Linked DNA regions of Homo sapiens: region 1 is linked to region 2. Evidence: read pairs that join two places in POLR2A ChIA-PET (ENCODE). Cell type or tissue: K562. All regions are shown on one strand.

Evidence for each region. ChIA-PET counts read pairs that join two places held together with the same protein. Peaks named below come from ENCODE experiments on the same cell type or tissue, not always from the same donor. Only the 100,000 strongest peaks of a DNase experiment are listed, where the experiment ranks them.
Region 1: POLR2A ChIA-PET joins it to region 2 with 5 read pairs; 2 of 35 experiments call an interaction of 5 or more read pairs at or near these places.

Annotation. Positions count from the first base shown.
Region 1 is chr1:91,783,240-91,791,239 of GRCh38, forward strand. All of the region lies in intron 3 of TGFBR3 (transforming growth factor beta receptor 3), which reads right to left. Among named protein-coding and RNA genes, the nearest start is that of TGFBR3, 99 kb to the right of the region's middle. RefSeq lists a silencer at 2,666-2,869 and an enhancer at 4,777-4,906. In K562, no CTCF peak of the experiment used is centred here; no DNase peak of the experiment used is centred here.
Region 2 is chr1:91,588,389-91,596,388 of GRCh38, forward strand. No RefSeq gene overlaps it. Among named protein-coding and RNA genes, the nearest start is that of CDC7, 92 kb to the left of the region's middle. In K562, no CTCF peak of the experiment used is centred here; DNase peaks (open chromatin) are centred at 2,973, 3,343, 4,443 and 4,813; H3K4me3 peaks cover 454 bases.

The sequences.
Region 1 (8,000 bases), 190 kb after region 2:
AAATTTCAGGTTCAGCTGAAGGACTCTGTGGTTCAGGTGGAAAAAAAAAGCCATAAATACAAAGCATTATTGTAGGGTGCTTTGGACTAGAACCCTGTCTAATATCTGGGCCTTGATATTTCAGCCTTTCAGACAAGGCCAAGGAGCTCAGAGACAAGGACTCCTTCAATCAGCCAGCAGTGCCACTGAGGTGCCCCGGCGGGCTGGACAGGAAAGCATGGAGAACATGGCTGCAATGGAAGCCAAAGCAGCAGGTCTTCCAAACACAGACTCAGATGCCTGTGTCTTTAAGACCAGACCCTCATAAATGGATTGCTTCTGCTGGACACCACGCTCTAAATAAACAGACTCTTCTGGCCGACACACAACTTCCTGTAGGATTCTGGTGGGTAAAGCTTGAAAAGGCTGCCAAATCCAATGACCAGCAACTTTTGAGCTGACTTAGAAAACAAGCTACAAAGACTTGAGTCCAGAGTAAACAAAGGAAAAAGCCATATTAAACAGGGAACAAATTACTATATCGGCAGGGATATTTTAAGTACTCACTGAGCAAGAAAACAAAATCAAAAAAATCAAGTTATAAGGTATTTAATAATACACGGTAGAGTAAAATGCCCTCTTTCAGTTAGAGGAATCAAAGTTAATTAATTCCAGCAATATTAAGAATTGGCTGGAGTCACCCCCTACATCATGAGGACAGATCATTCTCAATGGCCCAACTTCAAACCTGGCTCAGATCAAATGAGCAACCCAAGGGAGCTGCATAGAGTTGAAAACCATTTATAGCTTTTTACCCAGCTGACGGAAAGGACTAACTAGTTTACTAGCAGATGACTAAAACCCCTCAGAGTAAAGAAGAATGTAACAAAGATTTAGAAATGGGCTAGGGAAAAGACTGAACAAAGATCTGCAGTTTAGAGTAAAAAATAAGATTAATTAAAAGAGATTTAATTAAAAAAGTAAATCAAAGCAGTCATACAAAATGGAGGACACCTGCTTAGCTCCAATGTTGAGGGGCCTAGGGACCAAACACTAAGTCCACTAATAGAATGCAAAGCAAATAAAGATGCACTATGCAAAAGGAAAGTCATTTAAGAAGACTTTCAGTTATACTCTAAATAACATCCTTGGTGCCATGCAATAACCCAATTTGCATAATGCAAAAAAAGACCCAAGACCTAGTTCCTGCCCGAAAGCAGTCCACTCACCAGCTGAGTGTGCAGAATTAACACACACGATTCAGCAGCAAGTAATACAATAAAACATATAATTCCATACTGTGGGAAGGCACAGGTTGTGGTAGGGGGAAGAAGATTCAGAGCGATGTTTAGAAAAGAAAGAAATGGAGGAGGGTAAAGCAATCAGGCAAGGGTTTGGTGAAGAGCTAAGACCTAAGCATGGGCTTCCAAAGTGGCAAGAATTGAGAGACTGAAGAAAGAAGTCCAGGTGGAATTAAGAATAAGGGCGTGGGGCAAGGGGTTTAGCTGGTAAGCCCAGGGGGAGGCTCAGGAATCTATACATCAAGGGATCCGATGCAGGGGCTTCACACAGCACACACACTTTGAGAAGCCGATCCACAGGATTAAGTCCAAATCCTTACGTGGCCTTTCCAGTCTCATCTTCCACTCAGCCCCAGCCTACCCCCTTCATTGTCTTCATCCTCTATTACAGGAATTGCCAAGCTCTTCCTGCAAAGGGCTGAATAGTAACTATTTAAAGCTTTGCAGGCCATGCAGGTCTCTGACACAATACTCAACTCTGCCACAGTAGTGAGAAGGCAGCCATAGACAACATATTATCAAATGGGTGTGGCTTTAAAACTAATAAAACTTTAAAAACAGGCATCGGACTGATGAATGCATTAACAAAACATGGTATAGCCACACAATGAAAACTACCCAGGAATAAAAAGGAATGAAACAACTGATACATGCTACAACATCGAGGAACCTCAAGTGCTTTACGCTAAGTGAAAGAAGCTAGACACAAAAGATACATATTGCATGATCCCATTCATATGAATGTGCAGAACAGATAAATCTAGAAAGTAGATTAGTGGCTACCTTGGGCTAGTGCCGGGTCGTGGGGGGCACACACAGGGAATGGGAGAGTGACTGTTAATAGATACAAGGTTTCTTCTTAGGGTGATGGAAATGTTGTAAAATTAGATTATGGGCCACTGGTTGCACATTTCTATAAATATACTAAAAACCACTGACTTGTACACTTTAAACAGGTAAACTTTATGGTACGTAAATTATATCTCATTAAAGCTATTTTAAAAACACAAACAGGCAGCAGGCAGAATTCAGTCCTGCCTAGCACCCTTGATCTGTCCACCAGCCACACCGTGTAGGTGAAGAACTTTCCTCCACACCTGGCGCCCACTCTGTGTATATTGAGTCCTCCCATCCCTTGGCTCAACAACACTAATTTGACTTTTAAGCCCTCCGTCAAATGTTCTTTCTTCTGGGAATCCTTCCCTCACTTCCAGAGAGAATGAACACACCCTTTGTTGGGCTTCTGTACTTTTTTTTTTTTTTTTTTAGACAGCGTCTCGCTCTGTCTCCCAGGTTGGAGTGCAGTGGCGCGATCGTGGTTCACTGCAGCCTCAACCTTCGGGCTCAAGTGATCCTCCTGCCTCAGCCTCCCAAATAGCTGGGACCACAGGTGCACACTACTATGCCTGGCTGTTTGTATTTTTGATAGAAACAGGGTTTTGCCATATTGCCCAGGCTGGTCTTGAACTCCTAAGCTCAAGCGATCTGCCCGCCTCAGCCTCCCAAAGTGCTGAGATTACAGGCGTGAGCCACCACAGCTGGCCTTCTGCAAATTTTTAAAATATATTAGTCATATTATTTGTCATGTTTCATTAAATTCATTCTCTCTCAACTCTAATAGGTGCTAAAGACATAAAAATGAGTAAGAATCTGGCAGAGCACCTACCTAGCACACAGTGGGTTCTTAATAGTGATTCATTGAACAGGCCTGTGAATGAATAAACAAATTCATTATGAGAGCATTATTTAGAGAAGTTTGGTTTTATGAAGAGGTTCACAAGCTAGACAGAAAGAATCAGGGTCTAAAGCTGAAGAGGCCAGTCCCAGGAGACCAGTTAAGGAGGCTCCAGGGTAAGTGGAGAAAAACAGAGAAATTCAAGGGCAATTGCAGAGGAAATGTCAATAAAATGTGGTGATTGGCCAAATATAGGGTTTAAAGAGAATGGGCAGGCCAGGTGTGGTGGCTCACACCTCTAATCCCAGCACTTTGGGAGGCTGAGATGGATGGATCACTTGAGGCCAGGAGTTCAAGACCAGCCTGGCCAACATGGTGAAACCCCATCTCTACTAAAAATACAAAAATTAGCCAGGTGTAGTGGCGGGTGCCTGTAATCCCAGCTACCTGGGAGGCTGAGGCAGGAGAATTGCTTGAACTCGGGAGGCGGAGGTTGCAGTCAACCAAGATCGCGCCAATGCACTCCAGCCTGGGTGACAGAGCAAGACTGTGTCTCCAAAAAAAAAGACAAAAAAAAAGAGGATGAGTAAATACAAGATGGTTCAAAAGTTCCAAGATGGATGGTACTGGTGACATTGATGGGTCAGGGAAGCCAGATTGAAAAGCCAGCACTAGGGTCAGGAGAACTGGCCTGGGAGGGTTCTTAAATTCTATTTTAGAGAGAATAAAAATTACTGTTAGCTAGCAGTTGACTGTACCTATACCGGCCCTAAGTGCCACAGAGACATTTCTCAATGGTCAGTGAACCCTCTAAAGAAGTGCTACTAGCTGGGCACAGTGGCTCACGCCTATAATCCCCGCACTTTGGGAGGCTGAGACAGGCAGATCACGAGGTCAAGAGATTGAGACCATCCTGGCCAACATGGTGAAACTCCGTCTCTACTAAAAATACAAAAATTAGCTGGGCGTGGTGGCACATGCCTATGGTCCCAGCTACTCAGGAGGCTGAGGCAAGAGAATCGCTTGAACCCAGGAGGCGGAGGTTGCAGTGAGCCGAGGTCACGCCACTGCACTCCAGCCTGGTGACAGAGCGAGACGCCATCTCACAAAAAGTAATAATTAAAAAAAAAAAAGTGCTATTAACATCTCCATTTTACAGATGAGGAAACAGGGCTTAGGGAATTAAGTAACTCACCCAGGGTCACACATGGGGAGTGGCAGAGCTGAGACTAGCCCTGTATCTAACATGGGAGCGAACCACAGTGACAGCCACTCCTCCAGTCCATATCTGAGGCACCTGGCAGCTCAAGATGGGACCCAAGAGCCGGGATGCTTCAGCCATCTGACTGTAGTTCCACTGGAGAAGCCCAGGCAGAGTTTTTGGAGTTGTAAGCAAGGAAGTGACAAGCAAAATCCTAAGACCAGACAAGCCACCTCAGGGAGAGGAGACAGAGGAAAACAGAAAGCCAAGGGCTATGCCTCAGTCAAGAACCCCCGAGGTTAGGCACACTGGCTCACGCCTGTAAGCTCAGCACTTTGGGAGTCCAAGGCGAGTGGATCACTTGAGCTCAGGAGTTTGAGACCAACATGGTGAAAAAAATACAAAAATTAGCCGGGCGTGGTGGTGTGCGCCTATAGTCCCAGCTACTCAAGAGGCTGAGATGGGAGAATCGCTTGAGGTTGCAGTAAGCTGAGATCGCACCACTATACTCCAGCCTGGGCGACAGAGCCAGACCCTGTCTCACGGGGAAAAAAAAAAAAACCCCAAGAAGAAAGAGTGAGCAGCTGAGAAAGAAACAGAAAAACAGATGGAATGGTAGAATGAGAACCAGGAAACCAAGAGGGAGGTGCCAGAAAGGGAGTGCTTGACAGCACTGGAGGCTTCATAAGCTGGGGAGGAGCAAGAGTGGGGCAGGCAGATGTGTAGAGGCAGCTCTGCAACAGAAGTTGGTGCCCCGAGGGGCTAGTCCAGTGCTAGCACCAAGTTCTTGGTTAATAGTGAACATGTCACCGCTACACCCTCTGGCCTGGTTCCCCTAAGGTATTAGGGCTAGGTGGACCCCAGGGACCCTCTAGTCCTAGCAGCCCTTGAGTTGTTCAAAGGGGCATCATCAGGGTCTCCCCAGAGATTAGCTCAGGCCACAGAGAGGGAAGAAGGGAAAGAAGGACGTACAGATGTTCACTCATTCCAGTGGAGCAGGGGAAGGAAAAGAGAAATAAGCTGACCTGAGGCATCAGAGGGGCCAAGTCATACATGGCCTCTTCATCGTGGAAGAAAGAAAAGTGAAATAATTAAACGTGTCTAAACTTACACAGAAATATTTAGAAAATACCGTGGAAGGAGTGATTGAAGTCAATGCAATAAATACTTCTGCAGAGTTTAAGTATTTAAATCAGCGATTAGCAGTTAAGTTTCCTTTTACTCTCAAACAGAATGTCAAGAAGCAGATAAGCAATGGCAAGGAGAAGGCTCAAGCTGGAAAACTGGAGACGCTGCACACGCATGCACTGGGCCTTTGCCCAATCAGCACATCTGCATCTCAGATTTGCAGAGCTGCTCCTGACTTGGGTCTATTGCTTTTTTTTAATACTCTCCCAAAAGTTCTAAGAGCAAAATGTCACATTTTTAAATGCAGAGAGTGCTCTTGTAAAAACATTGTCTAACAACACTTTCAGGAAATTATATAATTCTTTTTTTAAAGCCAAGGGCAGTTACCATGGCAACAGTAGTACAGGTCAGGGTTCTAACCCTAACCTCCATAAAGACAAAACACCATACTGGTTGGAAAATGCTGCTGCTGGACAAATTTTAAAAGGGGTCAGCTGGGCACGGTGGCTCACGCCTGTAATCCCAGCACTTTGGGAAGCCGAGGCTGACGGATCACAAGGTCAAGAGATCGAGGCCATCCTGGCCAACATGGTGAAACCCCGTCTCTACTAAAACTCTACTAAAAATACAAAAATTAGCTGGGCATGGTGGCGTATGCCTGTAGTCCCAGCTACTCAGGAGGCTAAGGCAGGAGAATCTCTTGAACCCAAGAGGCGGAGGTTGCAGTGAGCCAAGATCGTGCCACTGCACTCCAGCCTAGGCGACAGAGTGAGACTCGTCTCGAAAAAAAAAGGGGGTGTCAAGGCAGTCTCTATCTGGGGGAAGAGGCAATAATGACAGGTTTTTACAATCTGTCCAGCCAGCATAGAACATAAATCGGCATTACCTCATTCTAAAAAGGCCGAGTCCAACCAGGCTCAGTCCCTCTGCCGGGGCAGGGGCTGTACTTTCCTGGGGCAACTTTACAGCATCTGGATATTACTGTGACGAATGACAGGATTTAAGTGACGTGACCAACCTGCATCTTGGTAGGAACGTTTTAACTTCTTAGCTTAGCCTTGTGTCCTGGTTTGTTTCCTAAACCCCGGTGTTTGCTATTACCTCTCTGATTTCTGCTTTCACTTTTTCTAAAAGTCCAAGACTGCATTTTTGGAGAGTTCCTATTGGAGAGTTAGCTGGAATTTTAGATTGAACATCTTGCCCCAAAGTGTTAGACATCATCCTTGACTAGTGTGACCAGTGCCAGCTCTCGCTTGCATTGTCCTCTGTTGTGACAGCTAGCAGATGCATTGCCTTGCTGTCCCTAACCCTGCTCCCCTTTCCAGGCCTGGACTGGCACCTTCACACGACCTAGCAGGGTGTCATTGTTTAAATTGCATTGAGTGTCTTCAAGTAAAGGAGTAACTCTTTTTATATAATATGAGTGTCCTATTCATTCAGGCCCTCCAATCCTATGTGGACAGACAGATTCAGTTGCCTTTGTAGGTAATGAAATGATTTCTATAGTAATACTCAAATAAATGGGGAAGGGAAGAAAGGAGAGAGGAAATGGGCAGGTGGGGAGAGACAGAGAAAAAAGAGAGAGAGAGAGAAATAGTACAGGCATGGGCCACATAACAATGTTTCAATCAACAAGGGACCACATATACAACGGTGGTCTCATAAGATTATAGTACCATAATTTTCCTGTACCTTTTTGACATTTAGGCATGTTTAGGTACACAAATTCTTACCATTGTGTTACAATTGCCTACAATATTCAGCATAGTAACATGCTGTGCACATTTGTAGCCTAGTAGCCATGGGCTATATATACCATATGGCCGAGGTGCGTAGTAGGACATACCATCTAGGTTTGTGTACCTACACTATGATGTTTGCACAACACAATCCCCTAACAACACATTTCTCTGAATGTGTCTCTGTCATGAAGCAATGCATGACAGTATCTGTTAAGGACTGGTGGAAAACTAAATGACCATTTCAGAGGTAATCTTCCCTGTCAAGCTGGGTGATTTCCAGAACAGCTTCCTTTTAAACAAACACCAGGCAGTGCTTATATGCGGAATGTATTTGTTTAGAAACCAAATTTCACTGATATACAGTGTCTGTGTGTGAGGGGTTTCCTTTGACACTTGCTTAGTACATACCACATAAAAGGTATCTCAAACATAAATAGCCCTGGGTTTTTTGTTTTTTCTGCATATGCACAGGACTGCATTAGGAAGTCATTTATGAATAGCAGCAGGGTAAAAAATGCCCCAGATAGAGAAAAGAATGTAGCTAGTTTAATGTTTTTGCTCTCACATATGTACTCTCCCAAAACCCAGCCTTGAGATTTTGTATCAGTTCTTTTAGTGGTGTTGGGCAAGGCACACCCACTCCTCCCCAAGCACTGTATTATCTGAATCTCGATAATCGAGGGGGAAAAAGAGAAAAGGTGTTCGTGTATTAATATTGTGGAAATGGGGAAGGATTACATATAGATAGGTAGGTAGGTAGATAAAGATCTCCAAAATGGTCAATCTTTGAATTGCCAAATTCCCCAATGTAAGCAAAAAGATGTCAAATCAGATGGCGAAGTCTGAATACTGAAGCTCTTGCATATCATTCTTAGCAAGAAGAGTCAGTTAATATGCTAGTTCTCTCTTACCACACAGTTAAAACAAGTTTGGATACAAGACGTAGTAAATTATAAGCAGAGGACAGGTGAGCT
Region 2 (8,000 bases):
GTGATCCGCCCGCCTTGGCCTCCCAAAGTGCTGGGATTACAGGTGTGAGCCACCGCACCTAGCCCATGTATTTTATTTTTAAGAGTACCTTTCTTTGACCGTTACTCCTTCAAACTTCCATCATATCTCTGCCTTCCATCAAACTTCCTTAAAGGGAAACTGTTGCCTTCATCTTCCCACTGCCTAAATCCCTACCTTCTATGCCAGAGGTTCTCAGGCTTGGCTGCACATGGGAATTCCCTGGAGCCAGGACCCACCTCCAGATATTTTGATGGAGTTGCCGGAGAGTGTGTCCTAGGCCAGGGGGATCCTGCCCTCCTACATACTTGCAAATCCAATGTTCTTGGTAGGAGAAGGGACAACTTAATAAGTCTCAAGCAAGTTAAGAAAGCTCAGAGGAAAAGGTGGACGTATTTGCCTACTTAAAAATTTTAAAGCTTCCAGGTAAATAGATTATTTTCCTGTTAAATTAATGAACACATTTTACATATTAATACCCAATGCTGGTGAGAACAAGCTTCTCATTCATTGCTAACGACTGAGTAACTAGGTATATAATTCCTTGGAAAAACAATTTAGCAAACTATCCAGGGGCATAAAAATGTACATACTATTTAATTCATTATTTCTACGTCTGGAAATCTATCCTAAGGAAGTAATTCAAATGCTGAAATATAACTAAAGTACTCAAAATGCTGATTGCAGTATTATTTACAATAGTGAAAAATTGGAAGCAACCTAAAAAAACAAAAGGGGAATGATAAATGTATTTATGGTGCATTTAGTGGTTTGAATATTAAGGTACAAATGAAAAGATAATTATGAAGACTATAACATGAAAAAATGCTTATAAGTGGGAAAAAAAGCAGTACATGTAATTATTGATATAATGTAGGAGGAAAGTTGGTAAAGACAAATCAAGCCTGGCTTAAACTAATTATGTGGCTTTTTAAATGTCACAATTTCACATTTTAATAAATACTAAATATTAACTTGGGAATTTGGGCAAATAGGCTTAGACCTTTTTTTAAAAAAACTCTTCCAGCCGGAGATTTTTAGTTTTAACTTTAGTTGACTTTTCCAAATACATTTGAAAACAAGATTAGCAAGCTAGTTTTGTCCTGATAGCACTGTGCTCCCCTAAGCTTGAATCTTGTAAACATGTCTCAGGATGATAACACAATTATCTTGAATCTTATCCCTTTTTAGGGAAGCTGCTCTCATTTTTCCCAGCTGGAAGATTTGTGGAAGACATTTGACTTTATGCTCTTGTTTCAGTTTCATCAGTAACACAATTTCTCCAGTGGATTGTTTTTTCCTTGTGGCAAAAGGAAGAAATTCAGGCTCACAGTTAAATGCTAATTCTAGAAAGCAACCCTGAGGGACATTATTCTCAGCATTTCCTGAATTCCTTGGTATAATAATGGATGGTCATTATGTTTTGGGGTCCCCATTTGGACTTGGGGGTAGAGGACAAAAATTAAATGAAGCTCTGAAATTATCCTTGAATGATAGAAATGCATCACACAGTGTAACAGAACACACAAGTGACTGGGAATACAAAGAAGGCCGGTGAATTTTTTTTTTTTTTCGGAGTCTCGCTCTGTCACCAGGCTGGAGTGCAGTGACACGAACTTGGCTCACTGCAACCTCTGCTTCCCAGGTTCAAGGGATTCTCCTGCCTCAGCCTCCCGAGTAGCTGGATTACAGGCACAGGCGACCACGCCAAGCTAATTTTTGTATTTCTGGTAGAGATGGAGTTTCACCATGTTGGCCAGGATGGTCTCCATCTCCTGATCTTGTGATCCACCCGCCTCAGCCTCCCAGAGTGCTGAGATTACAGCCGTGAACCACCGCGCCCACCCAAGATTTTTTAAAAATCAAGAAATGTGGAGGAGAGGCTTGTAGCACAATATAGACTGGACACCTCAGACTTCTGAAAGGCACACACGGAGGTCTTTCTCCCGTGTGGATTTTTGCCAGCCATGGTCACTATTTGCCATCCCTTTCCACGGAGGACTGAGCTGAATACAAGTCCTCTTATAAGCACAAGCTTGTTCTGAGTTAGTGCTTCATTGAGAGAAAACGAGGATGTAGAGCTTCGAGAATAGGGGCCAGATGGTGTCACAGTGAAATACAGCACAGGCTCCACTCAGGGCTTTGTTCAGAGCAAGGTGAATGTTGTATCCTGTTGGGACAACACTTTATTCTCTGAGGGACAATAAAGTGGCTACCCCCTGCTTTTACATGCATGCTTACACCTGTTTGCAGAGACAGGTTTGTAAGGCATCCTTGCTAGAAAATGCACGCTTTTACTCTCTGGCTGAAAATATCTTACAAGTAGATGCTTAAAAAGCACAAGATTTATATTTTCTATTTTATTTGTAAAAGTCCTAACTTGTCTGCAGGCTTGATTCCCTTGAAGCCTGCCGTACTTTTCTTTGGAAACCTACATTTGTGGACAAAGGCATTGTTCATTCCCCAGAGCCCAAAGTCCAATTGAGTCCAACAATATGGAATTTTAAAAGCTCAAATTTTGTTTTCTTGAGTGATCTAGGGTTTTTCACCTGCTGTTGGTTTTTCCTTAGAAGACTCACGGGTAAGTGTGTCAGACATGGACCAGAATCAAAGTACTATGCAGTATTTTGAAAAGAGCAAAACTGTGTGGAAACATACCTGTTTGTCACAGCACCATTTGGAAGTCATTTGTACAAATGACAGCAATGCATTTATGTTGCATTTGGGAACAGCATAGATAGAATTTGAAATAAATTGCAGTGATATATAGTGCACCACTTTCGACTTCAAATAGCAGAAGAACTTACATGAAATTCATAGTGTAGTATAAATGCAGCCTCATGAACATCTGAACATCCTTTCTGCACACAGTCCCTTCCTGCCAGGTGTGCTCTAGAGACATAGTACAGTGGGATGGACTGCGGAGCAGCCGCCACAACTCCAGCCGATTAGAAGAAACTGCTGACTCATGCAAAAGTCTGAGGCAAGTTTCTGCAGTAAAGGAAGAGGCGCACTGGAGATATTAGAAGGCAGGCAACATTGACTTCTCTATCCAGTGCTGACGCCCCCTTCACATTTCCCGAGGTGAGGTTCTTTTGGGTCTGGTAGCCCCGCTGGCCTAGAGGTCAACATTGACACTGTTTACACTCGGAATACAGCGAAGGGACTGGCAGGAAAACCACTGAGAAACATTAATGATGCAAGGCTGGTATTGCAGAAGAAAACTAAGGCTGTGATCTGCAAAAATCTAACATGGAACTCGATCTCAGCCAGGTTTCGAAAACCTGGGTATTCTCTTTTTCGAAGTTGAAAGCAACTTTTTAGGAGGTAAGTGCAAACCTGGTTGTGTGGGTGGATTGCAGCAGGATCTAATTTGAGCACAGTTCTGAGAATCCAGACTCTGTGAAGTCCTTTCTGGCTGTGCTAACCCACTGCAGGAGTTTGGGAAAGTTGCCTGATTTCTCTGTGCCCTACTTTACATGGTGGGGAAAGGACAAACTAGGGCATCATCAAAGGCTTAAGATAATAAAAATTTTCCTTGACCTTTTAAAGAGATTGCATCAATAAAAAATACGTAACTAGAGGAAAGTGATATCAGTGATGTAGGCTTCACTTGGAAAATATAGTACATTAAAAAAAATTAGACAGTGTTTCCTTTATCTTCTCAAGATGCTTATCTTCCACACAGCGGAGAACAAAGTTTCTTTTTTTTTGAGAGGGAGTCTCGCTCTGTCACCCAGGTTGGAGTGCAGTGGTTCAGTCTTGGCTCACTGCAAGCTCCGCCTCCCGGGTTCACGCCATTCTCCTGGCTCAGTCTCCTGCGTAGCTGGGACCACAGGCGCCCGCCTCCATGCCGGGCTAATTTTTTGTATTTTTAGTAGAGACGGGGTTTCACCGTGTCAGGCAGGATGGTCTCGATCTCCTGACCTTGTGATCCACCTGCCTCGGCCTCCCAAAGTGCTGGGATTACAGGCATGAGCCACCAGGCCCGCCCAGCAGAGAACAAAGTTTCTAAAACACCCATCAAATCATTCTGCTTCCCTGATTAAAGTCCCTCACTGGCTGCCAGTTGCTTACACAATGCGATTCGGATTCCTTGGCTCCGCAGCCAAAGCCCTCTGTGATTCGGTGCTGCCCACCTCTCTAGTGTCAACCCTCGCCCACCTTCCATGCACCTCCTCCCCAGGAGCTCCCGAAGGCTGTACTCAAAGGGATGGGAGGTGCCCCACTGCCATGGTCACAGTGAAGATGCATCAGAAGACGGAGGTGATAAAGAGCCTCCTGAGACCATCCACCCAAGGCCACCTTCGAAGAAACTCAGAAGACCGTGTCCTTGGCCACCCTGTACAGGAGTTCTACTAAGAGTCAGGCTTTCTCCACTGATCTTCTGTGGATGTTTGCTCTTCATCTCTCCTCCCCCTCCCTGTTCTTGACCCAAGGTTCGCTGGAAGTACTCTGATGTTGCACATTATCTGTCAGCAAGGTTTACTGAGAACTCCAGTCCCAGCAACACCAAATGGCACAGACTCATCTGTACAGAGCCTGAAATACCTAGAAACAGGTAGTGAGCTATGAAATGAGACAGAGACCCAGGCTGCAGGCAGATTGCCGAGGGCAGAAATACACAGAGGTTCTGGGAAACCATGGCTTGGAGGTGGCTCCAGTTCTGGGTCCCTGTCCTCGGCCCCTGCAGCCACCACATTTTCTAGTGTTTGCTTCCTGAACTAGGGGCCATTTTGCTGTCTTACCTCAGGGCACCTACTGAATTCATCTGTCAGGTTCTGGCTTTTTAAGTGTTAGGTTCACCATGAACACAACTCAGCTGTCCTGTTGCCTTTGACCTCCAATTGCCCATGACTTCCACTTACCCTAGATAGGGGTGAAGGCACCTTATCAGGTCAACCAAAGAGCAGCCATGTCTGCCTTCCCCTCAGATCAGGTGGACAAGTGAATCAAGAAACCATATGATTACAGCAGTCTTATTCCGAGCAGGCACCAGGCCAGCCTTTTACTTTTGTTACTGCCTTTTTTGGGGAGTGGAGTTGTGGGGGTGAGATGGGGGACAGAGTCTTCCTCTGTCTCCCAGGCTGGAGTGCAGTGGTGCGACCTCGGCTCACTACAACCTCTGCCTCACGATTCAAGCAATTCTCCTGCCTCAGCCTCCTGAGTAGCTGGGACTACAGGCATCCATTACCATGCCTAGCTAATATATTTTGTATTTTTAGTAGAAACGGGTTTTACCATGTTGGCCAGGCTGGTCTCAAACTCCTGGCTTCAAGTGATCTGCCTGCCTCGGCATTCTAAAGTGCTGGGATTATAGGTGTGAGTCACCGCACCTGGTCTTGTTACTGCTTCTCCTCCTCTCCCTCATCCTCCGATGAAGGTGTTATCATCCCCATTTTTCAGATGTGGAAGCTGACACTTAGAGAGGCTCAGTAACTTGCCCAAGGTCATAGCTAGAAGGGGATGGGACTGGGATTCCAACCCAGTCCAATCCAGGTCTGATTCCAAAAACTGCTCTCTTCTAGTATGCTAATCATTACATTGTGCTTAATATGGGTTAGATACTCTTCTAAGCACTTTACAGGCTGGGACCTACAATGGGGTGTTCCAATAAACCTGTAGTAAGTCAAAAATGCATGTACATCTAACCTACTGACATCACAGCTTAGCCTAGCCTACCTTAAACATGCTCAGAACACTTACATTAGCCTACAATTGGGCATAATTATGGAATACAAAGCATCTTTTATAATCATTAAAATAAAAATTTTATAATCATTAAAAATCAAAAATTCAGAATTTAAAGTTCAGTTTCTACTGAATGAGTGTCACTTTTGCACCATTATAGAGCCAAAAAATTTTAAGTCGGGACCACCAGTATTTATAACTCACTTAAACCTCGCAACATCTGTAGGAAAGAGGAACAATTATCTCCGTCTTCCAGGGGAACATCTAAGGCCCAGAGAGTTTCAGCAACTTGCTTAATGTCGCACAGCTGTTAAGGGGCCGGGACAGGATCAGTCTGGCAGCCTAGATCCAGAGGCTGTGCTCCTCACTCCTGTGAGGCACAAACTCCCCATGCTTCAGCCTCCTGAGGTGTTGGCACAACCAACACTTCTGGAGCGCCTCCCTTGGGTAGGCACAGTGCGAAGGCACTGCAAGAAGAATGTAAAGTGCATACATGTCCTTGAACTCAAGGAGCATACTAAGTCCAACTGACATGTCGGGAGCAGGGGTGGCAGTTGTTGCGGGGGCAAGAGGCCTTTACAAAGGCATGCTGAGGGGCATGTCTACCCTGCATCTCCAGGTTTACTTCTAAAAACCATAACAGAGTTCCTTTTCGGAAATCTTTACAATGTACAGACCTCTATGCTGTCAGGGGCTGCTGAGAAATAGCAAAACCCTGTCTTTGGCTTTATCTCCTTAGATAGAGGAGAAATCCACAGTTATGTGAGATCGAAGGAGAGCCAAGCTTTGACACTGTCCAGCTCTGCTTGCAGAGAAAGGCAGTGGCCGGAGCAAAGGCTGACCATGGAAGCTTGACCGAAGGCTGCTCAGCAGCAAACAAGACAGCCAGGTGCCCCCGGCAATTCCTGACCTCCCCCAAGCAGCTTGAAGGCTTTGCCTAGGCATCTGTCATTCTCTTCAGTCACTCTGGGCAAAGGGGCAGAGGCAAGGTCTGGGAGCTCCTTGGGCCATGGACACTGGTTTCTGCATCTGTTCTTCCTGGGGTTCTCTCGGACACCCCCTGGCTCACAGTGCAAGCTCAGTTAAGAATGCAAACATTGGTGCCAGACAGACTGAGTGGGAATCTAGCTAAGAGGCCTGGGGCGTGCCCATGGTTACCTTGTCTATAAAATGGGGCTAACAACAGTTCCTATCTCAGAAGGCCATTGTGAGGAATAAACATAGTAATGTGTAATCTAAAATACAGGTCTGGCACATAGCTCCATGATGGTGCTCCATCAATGTTAGCTATTATTAAATTCTAAAACCCAAGTCAACTGTTAACTTTTTTCTGAATCCCTCTGCCCCTTCTCTAAGTTCTGGGCTTGTACAGTATTTTAGAGAAAGAGAGGGAGAGATCTCTGCTATGACACTGATCCTATTGAATTGTAATTACGTCTCTCTGTCTCTTCCACTAGATCATGACTTTCATCTGAGGGCTGGACCTTACTAATGTGTATCCAGCACGGTGTCAGAGGCACTGCCAGTATTGGCTAAAGTAATTGATTAAACGGAATCCTATCCTTGTGCTGCCTTAGGGACCCCACAAGCCTCCCCACGCTACCATCCCTCAGGTTGTAACTAGAGGCCTGGACAGATGTGTCTGCTGTTCTAGGTAATGGGATTTCCTCTGAAGACCCTCTTTGTTACCACATGGGCCTTTATCCAGCAGCAGGACACAAGTAAGGGAACATATAGGGACTCAAACCCTGAGCCAAGTTTCCAGACTGGGCCAGTAGATGTGTGGATTCTTACTTCCTTTGCCTAACTGTTCGGCCTTCCTAAGTTCTCCATATGGCAATAGCTTCCTAAATTTGTCCCTTACATTTTTCCCCTCTCCTCTAATTTCTTCTGAACACCAGTGCTTCTCAAAGTTTAACATGCACACAAATCACCTGGGGATCTTGTTCAAATGCAGAGTCTGATTGGGCTGGACTGGGATGAGGCCAAAGTGCTGCATTTTTACCAAGCCCCTGGGAGATGCAGATGCTGTCAGTCCTCATTCGATAGCTTGAGTAGAAAGGCAGGGCACCACTGCCAGGATAATCTCCTAACACGGAACTGTGATCATGTCACTTTAGTGGATTTGAACAGACCCTTCACCAAAAGAGATATAAAGATGGCAAATAAACACATGAAAAGATGCTCGATATCATTAGCCATTAAGGAAATGCAAGTTAAGGCCACAGTGACATTCCACCACACACAGAATACCTAAAATTAAAAATTACAATACAGGCACACCTCAGAGA